Linked DNA regions of Homo sapiens: regions 1, 2 and 4 are each linked to region 3. A link is a loop called in an ENCODE intact Hi-C map of the cell type or tissue named here. Cell type or tissue: Caco-2. All regions are shown on one strand.

Region 1 (5,000 bases), 93 kb after region 3:
AAATTTAAAAATTAAAACAAGAATTCTCCACCAAAAGCATCAGATAGAATCTACACTACTACTAAAGATCAAGCTGTTGATTGGTTTTCCTGTTTAGCCAGAAGGCATTGGATCCTGGAAAGCATAGAGCAGGCTTCAGGAAGGTTCAAGGAAACCAGGTATACCCCAAAACACATGGGGGTACATGGACCCCATCTTCTAAATCATGTTTTTCCCACACACCCTCATCAAACATCGGAAATAGGACGAGCTGAACACGGACAAACTTACGTGCTCTTTCATCTTGTGAGCCACGGTTGTTGACATCATGATGCAGCAGAGGACGACGACCAGAATGAAGTAGAGGGCGTACATGAAGCGGGTGCTGAGGGACTGCCGAATCCTGGGGCAGCAATCACAGCAGAGAGAGCAGCCTGCAGACCCACAGCAGCAGGCCAGCTAGAAAAGGAACAGAAGGCATCTGCTTAGAGCATGATACTGTGATAGAATAAGAAACATGGCCAGGCACTGTGGTACACATCTGGAGTCCCTGCTACTCGGGGGGCTGGAGGATCACTTGAGACTAGGATCGCTTGAGACCAGAGTTCAAGTTTAGCCTGGTCAACACAGCAAGAACCTGTCTCTAAATAAATATATATACACATATATATATATATGTGTATATATATTTATATATATTGAGACAGTCTATATCTAATGTATATTTTATATATACATATATACATACACACATGCACATATACACACACACACACATATATATATTTTTAATAAGGCCCAGTGCAGTGATTCACACCTTTAATCCCAGAGCTGTGGGAGATCAAGGTAAGAAGATTGCTTGAACCCAGGAGTTTGAGATCAGCCTGGGCAACACAGCAAGACCCCATCTCTTACAAAAAATTTTTTCTTTAATTAGCCAGGCATGGTGGCACAAACCTGTAGTCCCAGCTACTTGGGAGGCTATCTCCATGAAAAACATGACCAGGAAAAAAGAAAACAATCATATTAGGTTGGTGCAAAAGTAATTGTGGTTTTTGCCATTACTCTACATATATATATACAAAAATTTGGTCTGGTGCAAGGGCTTCTAAAACTTCTGGAATTTCCTGAGTGACAGAGGTTAACAGGAGAGTATTTCGTTACTAATGCTCTTTTCAGTCATACCAGAGCTTGTACTAATGAGGCAACTCTTCCTGGGTCCCTAGATAGCTTCAGGATGGAAGGCTGGCTATCAGTGGAACCAACCATGTGGTTTAGAGGGTCGGAACTTTCAGGAGCACACACCTGGGCAGGGACTGAAGACTGAGCTAATTACCAATAGCCCATGATTTAATCAGCCGCATGTACATAATAGTGCCTCCATAAAAACCCTAATCAATGGGATTCAGAGCTTCCAGTTTGGTGAACGCATCCATGTGCCTGGAGGGTGGTGCACCCAAACTCCAAGGGAACGATGCTCTGGCGCTCGGGACCCTTCCGGACAGTGCCCTGTGTACCTCTTCATCTGGCTGTTCATTTGTCTCCTTTATAATAAACTGGTAATCGCCAGTAAAGAGTTTTGGTGAGTTCTGTGATCCATTCTAGCCCATTATTGAACCTAAAGAGGGGATGCTGGGAACCCCTGATTCATAGCTGGTCAGTCAGAAGTATGGAAGGCCTAGATTTGCAATTGGCATCTGAAATGAGAAAAGTCTTGTGGAACCCAGCCCTTAACCTGTGAGGTCTGTGCGAACTCTAGGTAGTTAGTGTCAGAATTGAATTAAATTGTGGGATGCCCAGTTGGTGTCCTGTACTGAGTCACACCACTTTACCAACGTATTCACCCAGGTCTTCTGTAGGTCGACCTTCCAAGCTACAAGATGAACATTCTTCCCAGGTACCTTGACCATAGGACATGCAGGAACAGTTCGGTGTGTGAACAAAGCTTTCATCGGAATTGTTCTGGTGCTATCTTTAATGACAACCATCAATGGTTTGGGAGATGCCCAATTATTACACAGAAAAGGCACAGTTCATCTGAAGTATTATAATCGTGACTCTCAGACAAAAAGATTTCTACAATCAGCTAAGAGCAAGAGAAGAAGCCAAGAACTAGTAAACAAAGTGGGAAGAACATGAAAAACAAAAAGTTGGGCCCAAGAAAGTGAGGGAGAAGAAAAGGAAAAATCAGTTAGGCAGACAGTTAAGGCTAGTCCTCAGAGAAACAGACTGAAAAATCACAGCTACACATACAAATAAGAGTTGCCTGGGGAAAAACAAAACTGCAGCTGCACTGATAAGAAAGCAGGGCCCAGCATAGAAGCCTTTTGTTCTTTGTGTGATTAGCAGGCTCCCAGGGAAAAGTTTCCTCTCCTTCTCAGGCACATACACGGTGGGCTCCGTGGGAACTTGCACAGGGAGTGGGGAGGTGCTGGGGGAGGCTTACCTAAAACACAGTTACACAAATGAGGAGCTGCACTTTGTGTTTACCCAACACATGCCCGTGTCTGCACTGATAAGGAGAGTTACACAGACAGCTGCACAGATAAGGGAACTTAGGCAAACAGCTACAGAGATGAGGGGAGTTTCTCATAAAAGCTTTCAGACTCAACTGTAAAAACAGCGACTCACTCAGGTCCTCCTTTCCATTGCACAGAGCTTTCTTCGTTCACTCCAACTTCACCCTTGTGTTCATATTAATCCTTACTTTTCTTGGTCGTGAGACAACGGACTTGGATAACACCTCGGACAACATGACCATCAACCCTAGACGGTTTCAAAAGGAACCTGTCAAAATCCATGAGCCTAAGGATGAATGTACAAGCACCCAGGGTGCTGGGATGGGAAAGGCCTGCAGCCATACACCCTTGTAGGAAATAATGAGAGTATGTAACTTGAAGCTCAAAAGAAATGGGTGCCTTTTACACTGCATTTCTACCAGAGTTTCATGTCCCAAATGGTAAGCTTTTTGGGTTAATGAGTAGGACGTGGGCCCAGAGGAGCACAGAGCTCCTGCTATACCACTAACAGCATACACATCTTTTCTTTGGGATCTTTAATAAACCATAAGGTAATAGAGGATGGTGATTAAAAGCTCAGGCTCAAAGCTTGGCTGGGTTTGTGGCCTGGCTTTGCCACCTACTAGCTGTGAACTACAAGCAAGTTATTTATCCTTTAAAAACTCAAGACTTGGCCAGGCACGGTGGCTCACACCTGTAATCCCAGCACTTTAGGAGGCCAAGGCAGGCGGATCGTGAGGTCAGGAGATCAAGACCATGACCATCCTGGCCAACATGGTGAAACCTCGTCTCTACTAAATACAAAACAAAACAAAACAAAACAAAACAAAAAACAAAATATTAGCCGGGTGTGGTGGTGCACAAAAAAAAAAAAAAAAAAAACCTCAAGACTTCTCGTTTATAAAGTGGGGGTGGCAGAAGTACTACATGGTGTCTTGGATAACCTAATCAGACACAACTGGCACCAGAAAGGAGTCCCTGTTAAGCCAACAGGGCAATGCTACAAGAAATTACCATAAACTGCAGATTACAATAAAATCTGTATGTATTAACACTATACTCTATATAAACCTAAAGCCCAACAATTCAATCTTTTGATAATGATTTGGAAGGAAGTTTGAGACTCTGCAAGGCTTCAAAACAAGCATCAATTAGAATGCTACACCATAAACATCACTTACAATGAGCTACGATCACAGGTATATGGGTAAGACAACATACCATAATGGTATGACAGATCTTGGAATCACAGTCATTTCCCTAGTTATCTCATCTACTTCATGAGACTGTCATTGTTTGAGCCCTGTGTCATTCTCTACTGTTTCATCACTACAAATTTTTCCTAACCAACTCTCTCCATCTTACGTCCGATTTTCCAAGCCAGCTTCCTCCAGATTCTTCTTGACTCACAAAACTAAGCCACTGCTTTGTAAAAGAAGACATTCTACTCGGGCTGAGATAAGAGAATACACAAGTGGTATCCTAACATTACTGCATGTGTGGGTGTTTTATGGGCCACTTTCCTTTACAATTCCTTCACTGATGTTCTCAATCTCTGATTTTACTGACCTCTTTCCACTCACATGCCCCAATTTTAAACACATACACATACAACTGTCCCCTCCCCACTGCTTTAGCTGGCTTTTCTCTGGGTCCTGCCTCCTGAACCCTTTCCTAACTGCCTCCTTCACTGATTGCTTTTTTTTTTTTTTTTTTTAAGAGACAGAGTTTCATTGTGTTACACAGACTGGCCTCAAACTCCTGGGCTCAAGTAATGCTCCTGCCTCAGCCTTAGCTGGGACTACAAGCACAGGACACCATGATACCATGCCTGGCTGGTTGCTAACTCTCTGTTACCCTGTGGTCTTAGATAACTTCTCACTATATATATATATATATTTTTTAGACGGAGTCTCACTCAGTCGCCCAGGCTGGAGTGCAGTGGCACGATCTTGGCTCACTGCAAGCTCCGCCTCCTGGGTTCACACCATTCTCCTGCCTCAGCCTCCCGAGTAGCTGGGACTACAGGCGCCCGCCACCACGCCTGGCTAATTTTTTGTATTTTTAGTAGAAATGGGGTTTCACTGTGTTAGCCAGGATGGTCTCAATCTCCTGACCTTGTAATCCGCCGTCTCGGCCTCCCATAAAGTGCTGGGATTACAGGTGTAAGCCATGGTGCCCAGCAACCTCTCACTGTATTTCAAGTTCAAATGTGATCAACAAAATACTTATTCTATTTGGGAAAATAAGTATTTTGGAAACAGTTAATGCCTCCCACAATAAAACATTCCCACAGCTGAATCAACATTTAAACTTACTATTATCTCCACAGAGGGAAAAATAAACAGATACAAACATCACTGTGAGCCTAATTGGAACTGATCATCTAAAGGCAGACAAATAGCAACAGAAGGGACATGATTGTGGAAAATGTAAAAAGAAAGCCCTATTGGTTTAACCCTATTCTGTCATTAAAGTCATATGCCATTGTATGGATCTGAT
Region 2 (5,000 bases), 54 kb after region 3:
GCTCCCGACCTCAAATGATCCACCCACCCTGCCCTCCCAAAGTGCTGGGATTACAGATGTGAGCCAATGCACCCAGCCAAAACACTACTAATTTTTGTATGTTGACTTTGTATACTGCAATATTACTGAATTCATTACTCAAATCTAACAGTGTTTTGGTGGAGCCTTTTGGGTTTTCTAGATATAGAATCACATCATCAACAAACACGACAATTTGACTTCCTCTCTTCCAATTTGGATACCTTTTATTTCTTCCTCTTGCCTGAGTGTCCTGGCTAGGACTTCCAGTACTATGGTGAATAGGCATGGTGAAGGCAGGCACCCTTATCTTGGTTCAGTTCTCAAAAGTAATGCTTCCCATTTTTCCCCACTCAGTATGATACTGGCTGCGGGCTTATCATATATGACCTTTATTATTTTAAGTTGTATTCCTTCTATTATTTTAAGTTATGTTCCTACTTTATTGAGGGTTTTTTTTTTTACCATGAAAAGATGCTGAATTTTAACAAATGCTTTTTCTGCATCTATTGAAATGATCATATGGTTTTTATCTTTAATTCTGTTTATGTAATATGTAATGTATGATGTATCATATTTATTAATTTGCATATGTTGAACCATTCTTGCATCCATGGTATAATACCCACTTGATCATGGTATATTATCTTCTGATGTACTATTACATCGTGTTTGCTAGTATTTTGTTGAAGATTTTTCCATCTATGTTCATCAGGGGTATTGGTCTGTAATTTTTTTTTGTTGTGTCCTTGTCTGGTTTTGGTTTTCAGGGTGATATATCTGGCCTTGTATAATGAGTCAGGGAGAGTTCTCTCCTCCTCCATTTTTTGGCACAATTTCAGGAGGATTGGTATTAGTTCTCCCTTATATGTTTGGTAGGATTTGGCTATGACTCCATTCGGTCCTGGCTTTTTCTTATTGGAAGATTTTTTAAATCACTGATTCAATATCACTACTCATTATTGGCCTGTTTAGGATTTCTATTCCTTCTTGCTTTCCAGAAATGTATCCATTTCCTCTAGCTTTTCTAGTTTGTAAGTATATGGAAGTTCATAATAGTCTGTAATGATCTTTTGTACTTTTGTGGTTATTATTGTGATTTTTCCTTTTTCATTTCTAATTTTGTTGATTTGGTCTTCTCTCTTCTTGGTTAGTCCAGGGGCTTATCAATTTTGTTTATCTTTTCAACAAACCACCTTTTTTTTGTTTTGTTGATCCTCTGTATTGTTCTCATGGGTTTTTTTGGGGGGGAGGGGGGTCTTTATTTTATTTAGTTCCTTATTTTATTTTATTTTTTTGAGACAAAGTCCCTGTCTATTGCCCTGGGTAGAGTGCAGTGGTGCAATAAGAGCTCACAGCTCACTGCAGCCTCAACCTCTGGGGCTCCAGTGATCCTCCCACCTCAGCCTCCAGAGTAGCTGGGACTACAGACATGTGCCACCATGCCTGGCTAATTTTTTGTATTTTTTTGTAGGGACAGGGTTTCACCATGTTGCCCAGGCTGGTCTCAAACTCCTGGGCTCCTGCAATCTGCCTGCCTCAACCTCCCAAAGTGCTAGGATTACAAGCATGAGCCAACTCACACAGCCCTGATCTTTGTTATTTCTTTTGTTCTGCTAACTTTGGGTTTGATTTCTTCTTGATTTTCTAGTTCCAGGTGCAATGTTAGGTTGTTAATTTGTAATCTTTCTGCTTTTTTCATATAGGCATTTAATGCTATAAACTTCCCTGTGTATGCTGTGGTTTCAAGAATCTTTATTCTTAGGCTAATTAAAAAAATGTAGAGCACTTGAAATTTAAAATAACTTTTTTTCTGTTTTTTTTTTTTTTTTTTTTTTGTAGAGATGCTATGTTGCCAAGGCTGGTCTCAGCTCCTGGCTGCAAGCAATCTTCCTGCCTCAGCCTCCCAAGGTGCTTAGATTACAGGCATGTGCCACCACGCTCAGCCTTTTTTTTCTGTTTTAAAGGGATACCTGCCATTTAAAAAATATTGTAAATAAAAATCCCAGTAAGTTAAAGCCAGAAATTAATACATAAACAGTCATAAAAGAAAGTCTTAAAGAGACTAAATTTATGTAAACTTACAGAGTCAAGATAGAGTATTTAAAAAAAAAACTTAAATCCAGGTTAGGCAATAGTTACTTAAGACCTCCACTTACATTACTTTCCACTATAAACAGCAACAAGGACAAACCCATAAATACTATGTGTATATGCTAAAACTTTCAAAATTATCACTGCACCAGCTTTCCAAATTTAAAAGAGGAAACAACTTCAATTCTCTTAGACACTACATTTATTTGACTTATATAAGCTCAAATATACTCAAACATACATTTATATATGCTTATGTGTATGTATGTATATATGTATGTATGTCTGTGTATATTTACATTTATACATCACATAAGTAATAGAGAGGATAAGTAAGTTTCTGCAAGTTACTTAAGTAGCAGGATCAGTCTATAAACCAGGCAGTCCGACTTCAAAGCTCATGCTCTAATCACTATGTTCTGTTGTCTCTGTAAATAAATGTCATTTAAGACGAGTGGTTTGAGGTCACATAGCCAGTAAATCATGGATCTGTGCTCAGATCCTGCTCCCTGCTCCCCACTCCCCCACATTCTTTCCACTCTTTATTCCACTGCTATAGTCAGAAAAGAAAAGAAATACAACTAAAGAGGTTATTTAGGCCTAAAAGCAAACTCCACAGCCAAACCTTTCCTCCTGTCTGTCCTACACACCAGGAAGAATCGAAAAAGGGAATTTTCCTTTACATAGCTCAAGTTAAAGACTTTTTCATGAAAAAGTCTAGATCATCTCTCTACTGTGATTTGGTACATTTCTAACGTTTATTTTTATTTTTTAACTTAATTTTTGTGGATACATAGTAGGCGTACATATTTCTGTGGTACATGAGATGTTTTAATACAGGTGTGAAACATGTAACAATCACGTCATCTAAAATGGGGTACCCATCCCCTCATGCACTGATCTTTTGTGTTATACAAGCAATCCAATTATACTCTTTTAGTTATTTTTAAATGTACAATTAAATTTGACTATAGTCACCCTGTTGTGCTATCAAATACTAGGTCTTATTCATTCTTCCTATTTATTTTGTACCCATTAATCATCCTAACCTCCTCCCAAACCCTTCCCAGCCTCTGGTAACCATCTTTCTGCTCTCTATCTCCAAGGCCTCTCCAATATTTAAACAATAGCTCATTCCTCCATGAATGAAAATATTCACACCGCAAACACAAGCCCACTAACAGGCTGGCTTACCTACTTCTGCAGGTTTGCTGGACAGAGCTGAGAAGGTGAGGTAGGTGACATAGCAGCTTATGACCCCTGATTGTAAGAGCCCCGAGTGTGGCTGTCCTGAAAAGTGACAAGAGACAGACAACAGGTTTTAATTTGAAGAAAAAGAAAGCACATGCCTAAAAAACCTGATAGTCCCCATGACAGTCCTCAAACTTGAGCATCCACCTTTAAAGGAAAGAAAAGAGAAAAAAATGTAGTATGTTTCTCAGATAAAACTAAAAAGATATTAAGGGGGAGAGAGTTACACGCTGAACTGAACATTGCTACTTCAAAGACATCAGGTTCTGCCAAGTTATCTACCAATACTTTATCAAGCCTATGGCTACACTTAAAACACACTAACTAGTCTCCCTGAGGTTTGTAACATTAGTTCTTAAATCACAAGATCAGAAAAAAAATTACCATAGTTGTTGATAAAACCACATAGCTTAATTGGGGAGGGGAGTAAGTGGTAAACCAGATTTCATAGGGGATGTATTCTGGATTCTACAAGGTCATCACATACTACAGTCTATGACAGGGCAAAAAGCTCTTACCTGCCAATGATCAAAAAGCTTTTGGGGACAGAATACAAGAACTGCTCTTGGCTAAAGAGGAAGGCTATGGGGCTCAGCATTCACTGGGAGAATGGCTTTAAGGTTATTTATTTATTTATTCATTTATTTTTAACTTTTATTTTAGGTTTAGGGGTGTATGTGCAGGTTTGTTGTAAGGGGAAAATTGCCACAGGGGTTTGTCATATAGATTATTTCGTCACCCAGGTATTAAGCCTAGTACCCATTAGTTATCTTTCCTGATCCTCTCCTTCCTCCCACCTCCACCCTCTGATAGGCCCCAGTGTGTGTTGTTCCCCTCTATGTGTCCACATGTTCTCATCATTTAGCTCCCACTTTTAAGCAAGAACATGTGGTATTTGGTTTTCTGTTCCTGTGTTAGTTTGCTAAGGATAATGTCCTCCAGCCCCATCCACGTTCCTGCAAAGGACATGATCTCTTTCCTTTTTATGGCTACACCGTATTCCATAGATTCCATAGTGTATATGTACCACATTTTCTTTATTCAATCTACCATTGACGGGCATGTCGGTGATTCCATATCTTTGCTATTGTGAATGCCTGTGTCTTTATGTGAGAACCATTTATATTCTTTTGGGTATATACCCAGTAATGAGATTGCTGGACCTAATGATAGTTTTGTTTTTAGGTCTTTGAGGAATTGCCACCCTGCTTTCCACTATGGTTGAACTAATTTACATTCCCACCAACAGTGTATAAGTGTTCATTTTTCTCTGAAACTTCACAAGCCATCTGTTATTTTTTGAAAGTTATAATATTTCAAGGAAACTAAGGGTTCAGATCCTTCAGAGTAACCAGGATGTGATAAGGGATCTCTCTTTCTTTCCTGCGAAATTTTCGACCACTTGCCGACATAAAAGGATGCAGTTTTTACTCAGTCTTCCCTTTGGTCAAATTTGTTTCCAAAATTATCATTATTAAATTGTAATTACCAATAAAGACATAAAATAGACCCTGTTATAATGTTGCTCTTTGGCAAGGGAATAAGATTTTCCTTAGCACCTAATGGTATTAAACCAAGTATTTCAAAACATTATCCCTATTTCAAAAGGTAGGACTTAACCCAAAGATTTTAATCGG
Region 3 (5,000 bases):
CTCGCTCGCCCAGGCTGGAGTGCGGTGGCACAATCTTGGCTCTCTGCCTCCGGGGTTCAAGCGATTCTCCTGCCTAAGCCTCCTGAGTAGTGGGGATTACAGGCGTGCACCACCAGGCCCGGCTAATTTATATATATATATATATTTTTAGCAGAGACAGGTTTTTACCATGTTGGCCAGGCTGGTCTTGAACTCCTGCCCTCAAGTGATCCACCTGCCTTGGCCTCCCAAAGTACTGGGATTACAGGCATGAGCCACTGGGCCTGGCTGGCATTTCTGCATTTTTAATACCTTGGGAACAACCACCACCCCTCAAAATGACAGTGGCTCATCTTTGTCAATTATACCTTAATAAAGCTGGAGGAAAATTAATAAAATGGACTACAAAAGAAGAAGAAGAAGAAGAAGAAGAAAAGAAAAGAAAGTAGCCCAAGTTCTCTGTACCTCCCAGATGCCCCAGTGAAGGGCCTCAGCTGTGATGAGAAAACCCAGCAGCCCAATTCCTGGCAACTCTCCTGGGATCTGGAATGATGGTGTGCCTGGGCACAGCCTTCCTATCTGGCCCGAGAGCCAGCTGGCACCATTGGAGTGAGGAGAGGGCTCTGAGCTTTCCCAGTAGGCTGGCAACCTCCCAGGCTCCCTCCCCCAGCCCCTATAAAACCATCTGGAAAATGAAAATAATACCTTCTGCTTCCTACCAAGCTCCAGGGACCCTGTGAGGAACAGGGAGATACTATCCCCATACCCCACACATTCCTGGAGGAGGTTGCCCTGGAATAAGCTATTGCCCCGCCTCTTTCACCCCAAGTGGCAGAAACGAGGGCCACTCAGTGCTCTGTCCAGCTGCTCTTGCTTCCCCTCAGGAGCCACTTCTGCTTCCATCCCACCTGATTGGAGTGGGCTTCCCACAGGCCCCCGCTCCGCAGCTCCTCAGTGCTCTCCTCCTCCTCCCTGCTCCCCCGAGCCCAGCCCAGTCTGAGGTCCATCCCCCTGTGAGGGGAGCTGAGCAGTGCTGCAAACTCAGTGCTCCTGAGTACCCTGGGGATTTGCTGAACTGCACATTCTCATTCTGTAAACCGGAGCTGAGCCTCTGCACGTCTAACCTGCTCCCTGGCAATGCTGCTGTTACTGAGCAGAGTGGAAAAGTGCTAGACAATACATTGGGGGGAAATTTCAGTCTCAAATGCATTGGAGCAGAAACCAGAACTCCCTGTCAAGCTGCTCTGTGGGTTTTTGAAGCGAAGTGTGTTGCTCTTCACTGGCTGCTCTGAGCTGCTCAGAGCGGGGGACAGAAGCTGGGTCTACCCGAGCATCTGTCCAGCCACATCCCCTCACTCTTCAGGGTGGCACTGGGCACACAGCCCCAGAGTCAAGGTGGCATTTAGCTGGGCCTTCAGTCCGGCACCAGCAAGTGCTCTTTAACTTGGGGTCCTTGGAGTCCATAGGTGGGCACAGCTCAATTTGGGGATGTACCTGAGAAAAATGCTTCCCAGATGGGCTTCTCTGCCCCATCCCTCTCTCCACCGGGCCTGGCCAGACCCCAGGGTGAATTGTTCTAATTCCTTGCACTTTTTCCTGGCAGGGTCTCCAGGCTCATGAAATCTGCCTCTTGCCAAAGGCAGAGGATCCACTGGCAGCAGGGAGCACTGGCTGCAGTCAGGCAGGTGCAATCATTTTTTAATGACATCTTTTCCCCCTTATCAAAATTGTGCAATTCACTTTAGAATATTTAGAAAATATTGGAAAATGTAAAGAAGGAAGTAATCCTGCAATCCTACAACTCAGAAATGATGTTTCAGCACTTTGGAAAATATCCTTCCAATCTTTCACATGCACAGGTGTGGTCTGTATACGGCACTGGAGATCCCCAGCACCAAAAAGTTAACACTGTAGGAAAACTATTTATCCATGTCAGTTATTCTTTGAAAGTATGATGTAGGGGAAAAAAAAGGGGGGATCAGACTGTTACTGTGTTGTAACCGAGCGAGTTATACAGAAACGCCACACTCTGAGACGAATTGAGGAGTCCTTTATTAGCCAGCGACCGAGAGACGGCTAGTGCTCAAAATTCTCTCGGCCCTGAAGAAGGGGCTAGATTTTGTTTTATACTTTGGTTTAGAGAGGGGAGGGGGAGCCTAGCTGTAGCAGTCTTACAGAAGTAAAACAGGCAAAAGAAGTTAAAAAGACAAATGGTTACAGGAAAGCAAACAGTTCCAGGTGCAGGGGCTTTAAATCCATCACAAGGTGATAGACGCTGGGCTTTGGGTGCTATCAACCAGACAAAAACACAGGGGCTTAGGGTAATATCAACTGGACAAATTCCTGGGAACTGCGGACATAGCTTGCCACAGCATGTTATCAGTTAATTGCATTCTTTGATGTGCTGGGAGTCAGCTTGCACAAGTTAATTCCTTGAGGAAGGGGGTGGGTAAGGAGCCCTTGATGTCTTGCAAATGAAGGAGCCAAATGGAGTCCGTTCAGGTTTCTCAGCTAAGAGAGAGTCAATCAGGTTAATACAAGTTAGGGTATCACAAGTGTGTCTATTTAGAAAAGGAAGACTTAAGAAACTCCATTTTGATCTGTACCCTGAACAATGGTTTTGCCTTGAGATGCTGTTAATCTGTAACTTTTCTCCAGCCTTGTGCTCACAGAAACATGTGTTGTATGGAATTAAGGTTTAAGGGATCTAGGGCTGTGCAGGATGTGCCTTGTTAACAATATGTTTACAGGCAGTATGCTTGGTAAAAGTCATCGCCATTCTCCATTCTCGATTAACCAGGGGCACGATGCACTGCGGAAAGCCGCAGGGACCTCTGCCCAGGAAAACCGGGTATTGTCCAAAGTTCCTCCCCACTGAGACAGCCTGAGATATGTCCTCATGGGATGGGAAAGACCTGACCGTCCCCCAGCCCGACACCCGTGAAGGGTCTGTGCTGAGGAGAATTAGTAAAAGAGGAAGGCCTCTGTCTCATACCGAACGGAATGTCTCGGTATAAAACCCGATTGTAGAAAACCACACTGGCAGGAGGCGAGATATGCTGGCGGCAATTATTCTTTATTCTGTTATTCTTTACTACACTGAGATGTTTGGGTGGAGAGAAGCATAAATCTGGCCTACGTGCACATCCAGGCATAGTACCTTCCCTTGAACTTATTTGTGACACACATTCCTTTGCTCACGTTTTCTTGCTGACCTTCTCCCCACTATCACCCTGTTCTCCTGCCGCTTCCTCTTGCTGAGATAGTGAAAATAGTAATCAATAAATACTGAGGGAACTCAGAGACCGGTGCTGGTGCAGGTCCTCCGTATGCTGAGCGCCAGTCTGCTGGGCCCACTGTTCTTTCTCTATACTTTGTCTCTGTGTCTTACTTCTTTTCTCAGTCTCTCGTCCCACCTGACGAGAAATACCCACAGGTGTGGAGGGGCAAACCACCCCTTCATGTGATGTTTAGGCCGGGTGCAATAGCCCGCGCCTGTAATCCCAGCACTTTGGGAGGCCGAGGTAGGAGGTTCACTTGAACCCAGGAGTTCAAGACCAGCCTGGGCAACATAATGAGACCTCATTTCTAAAAAATAAATAAATAAATAAAAATTGTTTTAATTAGCTGGGCATGGTGGTGCACACCTGTAGTCACAGGTGCTCGAGAGGCTGAGGTGGGAGAATCAGTTCAGCCCAGGAGTTCAAGGCTGCAGTGAGCTGTGATCGCACCACTGCACTCCAGCCTGGACAATAAAGTGAGACCGTGTCTCAAAAATAGTATGATTTTTTTAATAGCTGCATAATAGTCTCCCCTATGGATATTTTTATTGTTTACTTAATGCTTGCCCTATTTGGGGCCATTGAAGTTGTTTAATTCTTTTTCCAATATAAATAATTTTATTCTGGCCATGTTTTTATTGAAATCTCTAACCCTATAATCTCTTTTTTTCCTTAGAATAGGTTTCCAGGATTGGGATATTGGAACAAAAGGTTAAATATTCTTAAAGTTCCTGATAGATGTTGTTGAATTGTTTCCAGAAAGCTTCAACAAATTCATCCCCTCTAGCCATAGTGCCTGTTTCAAGAAATGATCAGCATTGTCCATTATCTTCTTTTATTTTTTCCCAATTTGGTAGGTAAAACTAGTATCATTTCTAGTCTGCATTCTGCTTGACTCTCGTGTGGCTGAACATTTTTTTCTGAGTGGCATAGCCATTCATGTTTCTTCTGTGACGGGTCTGGACACATCCTCAGTGCTCTCATTTTCAGGAGAGCAAGGATGGGGAACGAGGGGATATGCATTGTATTAGTTTGTTTTCATGCTGCTGATAAAGACATACCAGAGACTGGGAAGAAAAAGAGGTTTAATTGGACTTACAGTTCCACATGGCTGGGGAGGCCTCAGAATCATGGCAGGAGGTGAAAGGCACTTCTTACATGGCAGCAGCAAGAGAAAAAGAGGGAGAAGCAAAAGCAGAAAACCCTGATAAACCCATCAGCTCTCATGAGACTTATTCACTATCACAAGAATAGCACGAGAAAGACCGGCCCCCATGATTCAATTACCTCACCCTGGCCCCCTCCCACAACATGTGGGAATTCTGGGAGATACAATTCAAGTTGAGATTTGGGTGGGGACACAGCCAAACTATATCATGCATCACCACCTGATGGCACCCACCCATAACCTCTGCCATGCTGTGTGCCCCCCCACCCATGCCTGTGGGCGAGGCTCCCCAGGCCTGGTGCCTTTGCTGCCAGACTCTGGGTACTTCCATTCACACTCCCATCTCTGGGTGTCCTCAAGATAACCCGATGTTCCCAGGATCCTTCCCTCAATTAACAATGACCTGCCCTAGCCCCATTTCTTCAGCACCGTCTCCATGCTAAGTTACAAGGAGTGGGCCCAAACAAACAACTGAAAGCTAAACGTCTTCACCTAACCAAAATGTTGGCCGTCTGTATTAGTCTGTTTTCATACTGCTATAAAGACTACCTGAGACTGGGTAATTTATAAAG
Region 4 (5,000 bases), 73 kb after region 3:
GATAAGTAGATAAACAAGCACAGTCTTCAACTATCAGTCCTCACTGGAGGACTCTGTGGCCATAAAAAGGGTAGGTACGGTTCTAACTCGTGACAAGCACCTGGCATCTGCCCCGAAGGCTCTGCCCACATCAAAGACTGTTTCTTGCACAACCAACCAGATTAACCAGCCCAGACCAGGAAATTCTTTTTTTCTTTATTGCTCTCCCTGGACTACTTCATTAACCCTTTTCCTATTCCCTTTCTCTTAATGTTAAATGTTATTTTGTTTGTTGCACAATGTTTAATCAGTAACATTTATATATTGACAGAGTATACGATTGTGTACGGTTTGCAATACTGACTGGCTGGTGCAGAGGCTGGAACCTGTGTGCCTGCAGATCTAATGAGTGGATGAGAAGTACTAAGAAGAATTGGCTCCCTGGGAACTCCACATAGCTGGTGGCTTTTGTAACTGAAATAGCATCAGTTAAGTCCAACATTATGGAAAGACACAAATGTTCGTGGACCTGGTTACCTCTGACCTTGGCGTCACTCACAAAAACCAAGATATGCCACCCTAAAACATTCTTCTTTGCGTATTTCAAGCTCGTTATTCTGAGAAGCTGAAGACACAGGAGTAGCTCTGCAAAGCTGCTGTTTTATACAAAAAATTTACATCTGTAGAGGAAATCTACATTAGTAAAGTGTATCAGACGTTTATTCACCATACATTTCTTCCCCTCACTCTCCCATTACGTGTTGCCAGCAACTCCCAGAGGCCCCAAGCCCCTATTCCTCTCTGTAGCTCAACATGCCATAAGCTTCTATCATCTGACCGCCCCCCCCCCCTCCGCTTTTTTTTAATTGAGACCTCTGTTGCCCAGGCTGGAGTGCAGTGGCGCAATCTCGCCTCACTGCAACCTCTGCCTCCCAGGTTCAAGTGATTCTCCTGCCTCAGCCTCCAGAGTAGCTGGGATTACAGGCGCCTGCCACCACGCCTGGCTAATTTTTGTATTTTTAGTAGAGATGGGGTTTCACCATGTTGGCCAGGCTGGTCTTGAACTCCTGGCCTCAAATGATCCGCCCACTTCAGCCTCCCAAAGTTCTGGGATTACAGGCGTGAACCACCATGCCCAGCCTATCTGACCCTTTTTAAAATTGCTTTTTCTCCTGTAATTGGTCTTATGTCAATTTAATTTGCTTCCAGAGAAAGAACCTAGAAGAGTGGAAGGAAGCCATTTTTCCCTTCTCTACAAAGGCAAGGTCTTGCTGGGAAGGGCCAGGTGCATGCCAGACTTAGCAGTCAGGCCCCCATCCTGTAAGCAAGGGGAAAAGCACTACTGAAGCTAGAACACCTTTGGCTACAAAGTGGAAGACGTGGTGAAAGGGTACAGACTTGAGGCAAGGGGACAAGTTTGAAGGCCACTGGGAACAGGTGAAGAAGGTAACCCCAGGCAGAGAAACCAGAGATTCTGCAGGTAGAGCTCACAATTGGCAGGAGAGCACAGATGACAAGAATGAAGCACAAGAATGAGACAAAGCTGTTTTGTTTTCTTCTTTTTTTATGGCATTGCCGTTTGGGGTGGAGGGAGGGTGGAGGGCAGAGGACAGACAGCAGAAGTGAAGAACAAAGCAGGAGTTTGCTCTTTAACACCTTAGGGCATCACCAAGGGGTATCCCAGCGAGAACAGTCTGGTCTGGAAATTGCTTTAGAACAGCAATTGGGGCTGGATACAGGAAGTGTCAGGCCTCTGAGCCTAAGCCAAGCCATCTCATCCCCTGTGACTTGCACGTATCCCCTGTGACTTGCACGTATACGCCCAGATGGCCTGAAGTAACTGAAGAATCACAAAAGAAGTGAAAAGGCCCTGCTCTGCCTTAACTGATGACATTCCACCATTGTGATTTGTTCCTGCCCCACCTTAACTGAGTGATTAACCCTGTGAATTTCCTTCTCCTGGCTCAGAAGCTCCCCCACTGAGCACCTTGTGACCCCCGCCCCTGCCCACCAGAGAACAACCCCCTTTGACTGTAATTTTCCATTACCTTCCTAAATCCTATAAAACGGCCCCACCCCTATCTCCCTTCGCTGACTCTCTTTTCGGACTCAGCCCGCCTGCACCCAGGTGAAATAAACAGCCATGTTGCTCACACAAAGCCTGTTTGGTGGTCTCTTCACACCGACGCGCATGAAAGGAAGCACCCGCAGGCGGGTAATGAGAAGTCAGTCACACAGGTGCTTTCTGGAGGAACCTCAATTTTTAGCTGTGTTTAAACATGAGTGATGAAACAGCATGGTTAAAATTTTCAGGTGCTGAAATATGGTAGGGGACACACACAAAAATGAATGTTTCAGAGAGTCTAACCCAAAACAAAAGTTACACCTGTATGAGTAGTGCCAGTAACGAGGAGGTAATATTGCTTTGAATCTCTAAAAGCTACATTCATGGAGAAGCCATACCACTTCATTCATTAGGCTGTTTCATTTACACAGGATTTATTGCTCTAAAACATTCCCTAAATTATTTTCTTCCCCACCTTCTCTCTTCTACTCCATCAGCAACTCTAATTCCTGAACCACATCTTCCCCATAACACATGCACATTAGCACCTCTTTCATCTATACCAGCCCATCTTTCACCTTTAGACCTTCTCTGCCTCCCTACCTCTTTTTTCTTCCTCCAAAATCCATTTCAAGGAGAATGCTAACAGCAGCAGGCTGAGCCACCATCCCCAACAAATCCCCTCCCTTGTTTGCTTACTCCAGAATCTGGAATGCGGCCAGGGCCCTTTAAGGCTCATCACAGGGTGAGTACATTGACACTGTATATTCATCAAAAACAGGTAAACAACCCCCCTGCTCCAAATCCTAATCAAGACCTCCTTTATACTCTGTGGGTGACTTAGCACATTTAGTTTTCAGTATGTGGTAAGTATTTTTGGGCAAAGAACCTCCAAGGTGAACAAGCTAGCAGGATTCTGGCAAGGGGAATTTGCTCCGATTAAATATTTGCTGTTCCAAAGTCCACCCCATTTTTGGAAAAAGAAAAAATACATCACATACAAATTCCACACCACAGGGTGAAAGGAATGTGCCTGCTAAGGGTGTTACCTCTTAAGTCTGGCTCTGGGCACCCAAGGACAGGGCACTTAAGCCAGGCTCACACACTGTATGTTGTTTCTTTTTTTTGATGCAGTCTTGCTCTGTTGCCCAGGCTGGAGTGCAGTGGCGCAATCTCGGTTCACTGCAACCTCTGCCTCCCAGGTTCAAGCGATTCTCCTGTCTCAGCCTCCCAAGTAGCTGGGATTACAGGCATACACCACTATGCCCAGCTAATTTTTGTATTTTTAGTAGATGGGGTTTTGTCATGTTGGCCAGGCTGGTTTCAAACTCCTAACCTCAGGTGATCTGCCTGCCTCGGCCTCCCAAAGTGCAGGGATTACATGCGTGAGCCACCGCATGCAGGCTGTATGTTGTTTCTATACAGACCCCTGAGAACAAGGCGTTTCCCTCCAACCCTCAAAGCAACCAAACTCAAAGCCACAAACTATCAAGTAAGAATAAACAGCTCATAAGACTTCCATTCCTAACTCCACTGCTAACTTGAGCTAGCTACACACATACACACCCTGAGCCTCAGTTGTGCCATCTGTAAAATGAAACAATACCGACACCCATTTCATGGAGTTGCCTGAGAATTACATCAGATAACACCTGTGAAGTGCTTACCACGGTTCCTAACCCATAGTAGTCATTAAGTTAACTTCTTTAATTCTAAAGCACTATTATGTTATATTTCATGCGCGTCCGTGTGAAGGGACCACCAAACAGGCTTGTGTGAGCAATAAAAGCTTTTAATCACCTGGGTGCAGGCGGGCTGAGTCCGAAAAGAGAGTCAGCAAAGGGAGATAAGGGTGGGGCCGTTTTATAAGATTTGGGCAGGTAAAGGAAAATTACAGTCAAAGGGGGTTCGTTCTCTGGTGGGCAGGAATGGGAGTCGCAAGGTGCTCAGTGGGGGAGCTTTTTGACCCCGGATGAGTCAGGAAAAGGACTTTCACAAGGTAATGTCATCACTTAAGGCAAGGACCGGCCATTTACACTTCTTTTGTGGTGGAATGTCATCAGTTAAGGCGGGGCAGGGCACATTCACTTCTTTTGTGATTCTTCAGTTACTTCAGGCCATCTGGGCATATACCTGCAAGTCACAGGGGATGCGATAGCTTGGCTTGGGCTCAGAGGCCTGACATTATATAAAAATAATTTCGGGGAAGAGACTCAGGTACATTACATGATCCACAAACTAATGCATTCCGATTTAAACATGGTGGGAAACTGAACATCTTAGAATTAGTAGATGCTCTATTCACTTTACCAAAGGATCTACTACCTTTGGATTGAAAGATTAACTTTCTTGTTTTGAAAAAAAAAAAAAAAAAAAAAAAAAAAAAGACAGAGTTTCACTCTTGTCGCCCAGGCTGGAGTACAGTGGTGCGATTTCAGCTCACTGCAACCTCTGCCTCCCAGGTTCAAGTGATTCTCCTGCCTCAGCCTCCCGAGTAGCTGGGATTACAGGTGCCTGCCACCATGCCTGGCTAACTTTTTGTATTTTTAGTAGATATGGGGTTTCACTATGTTGGCCAGGCTGGTCTCGAACTCCTGACCTCAGGTGATCCACCCGCCTCGGCCCCCTAAAGTGTTGGGATTACAGGCGTGAGCCACCGCGCCCGACCTGTCAGTAAGGTGAATCTTTCCTTGGTACATTTATATTAGAACTGAGGTCCAAAAAATAGCACTCACTACTTGTCCTTCAGAGACCTAGCCACCATCCAGAAGAAAGCATTCTGAACTCACAAATTAGGAAAAACATTTCCAAAACATGAAAACAAGTAATAAACTCAACAAGATGCAAGGGAGAAGAAAATTCACGTAATTTTGTTTACACAGGAGAGATGCTAGCTATGTCCCTAAAACAACTTCAATCCCAGGCAAATAAACAACAAAAAAGCTACAGGAAGACC

Evidence for each region. A loop is a pair of places that touch in the nucleus more often than their neighbours do. Peaks named below come from ENCODE experiments on the same cell type or tissue, not always from the same donor. Only the 100,000 strongest peaks of a DNase experiment are listed, where the experiment ranks them.
Region 1: a loop joins it to region 3, with 6 times the contacts of the local background. A loop is called at or near these places in 3 of 110 quality-filtered maps.
Region 2: a loop joins it to region 3, with 9 times the contacts of the local background. A loop is called at or near these places in 2 of 110 quality-filtered maps.
Region 4: it touches region 3 in a loop (8-fold over the local background); 3 of 110 quality-filtered maps call a loop at or near these places.

Annotation. Positions count from the first base shown.
Region 1 is chr5:80,202,616-80,207,615 of GRCh38, forward strand. It overlaps SERINC5 (serine incorporator 5), which reads right to left. Exons shown (of 12, transcript NM_001174072.3): 2 at 271-438. Among named protein-coding and RNA genes, the nearest start is that of SERINC5, 51 kb to the right of the region's middle. In Caco-2, CTCF peaks have their summits at 2,598 and 2,817; a DNase peak (open chromatin) is centred at 2,446.
Region 2 is chr5:80,163,077-80,168,076 of GRCh38, forward strand. It overlaps SERINC5 (serine incorporator 5), which reads right to left. Exons shown (of 12, transcript NM_001174072.3): 7 at 3,307-3,402. Among named protein-coding and RNA genes, the nearest start is that of THBS4-AS1, 82 kb to the left of the region's middle. In Caco-2, no CTCF peak of the experiment used is centred here; a DNase peak (open chromatin) is centred at 2,595.
Region 3 is chr5:80,109,213-80,114,212 of GRCh38, forward strand. It overlaps a transcript of SERINC5 not described here. Among named protein-coding and RNA genes, the nearest start is that of THBS4-AS1, 28 kb to the left of the region's middle. In Caco-2, no CTCF peak of the experiment used is centred here; DNase peaks (open chromatin) are centred at 812 and 2,339.
Region 4 is chr5:80,181,726-80,186,725 of GRCh38, forward strand. The region is part of intron 2 of SERINC5 (serine incorporator 5); the gene reads right to left. Among named protein-coding and RNA genes, the nearest start is that of SERINC5, 72 kb to the right of the region's middle. RefSeq lists enhancers at 1,408-2,228, 3,873-4,694 and silencers at 2,042-2,336, 2,602-2,896. In Caco-2, no CTCF peak of the experiment used is centred here; DNase peaks (open chromatin) are centred at 106, 1,696, 2,736 and 3,106.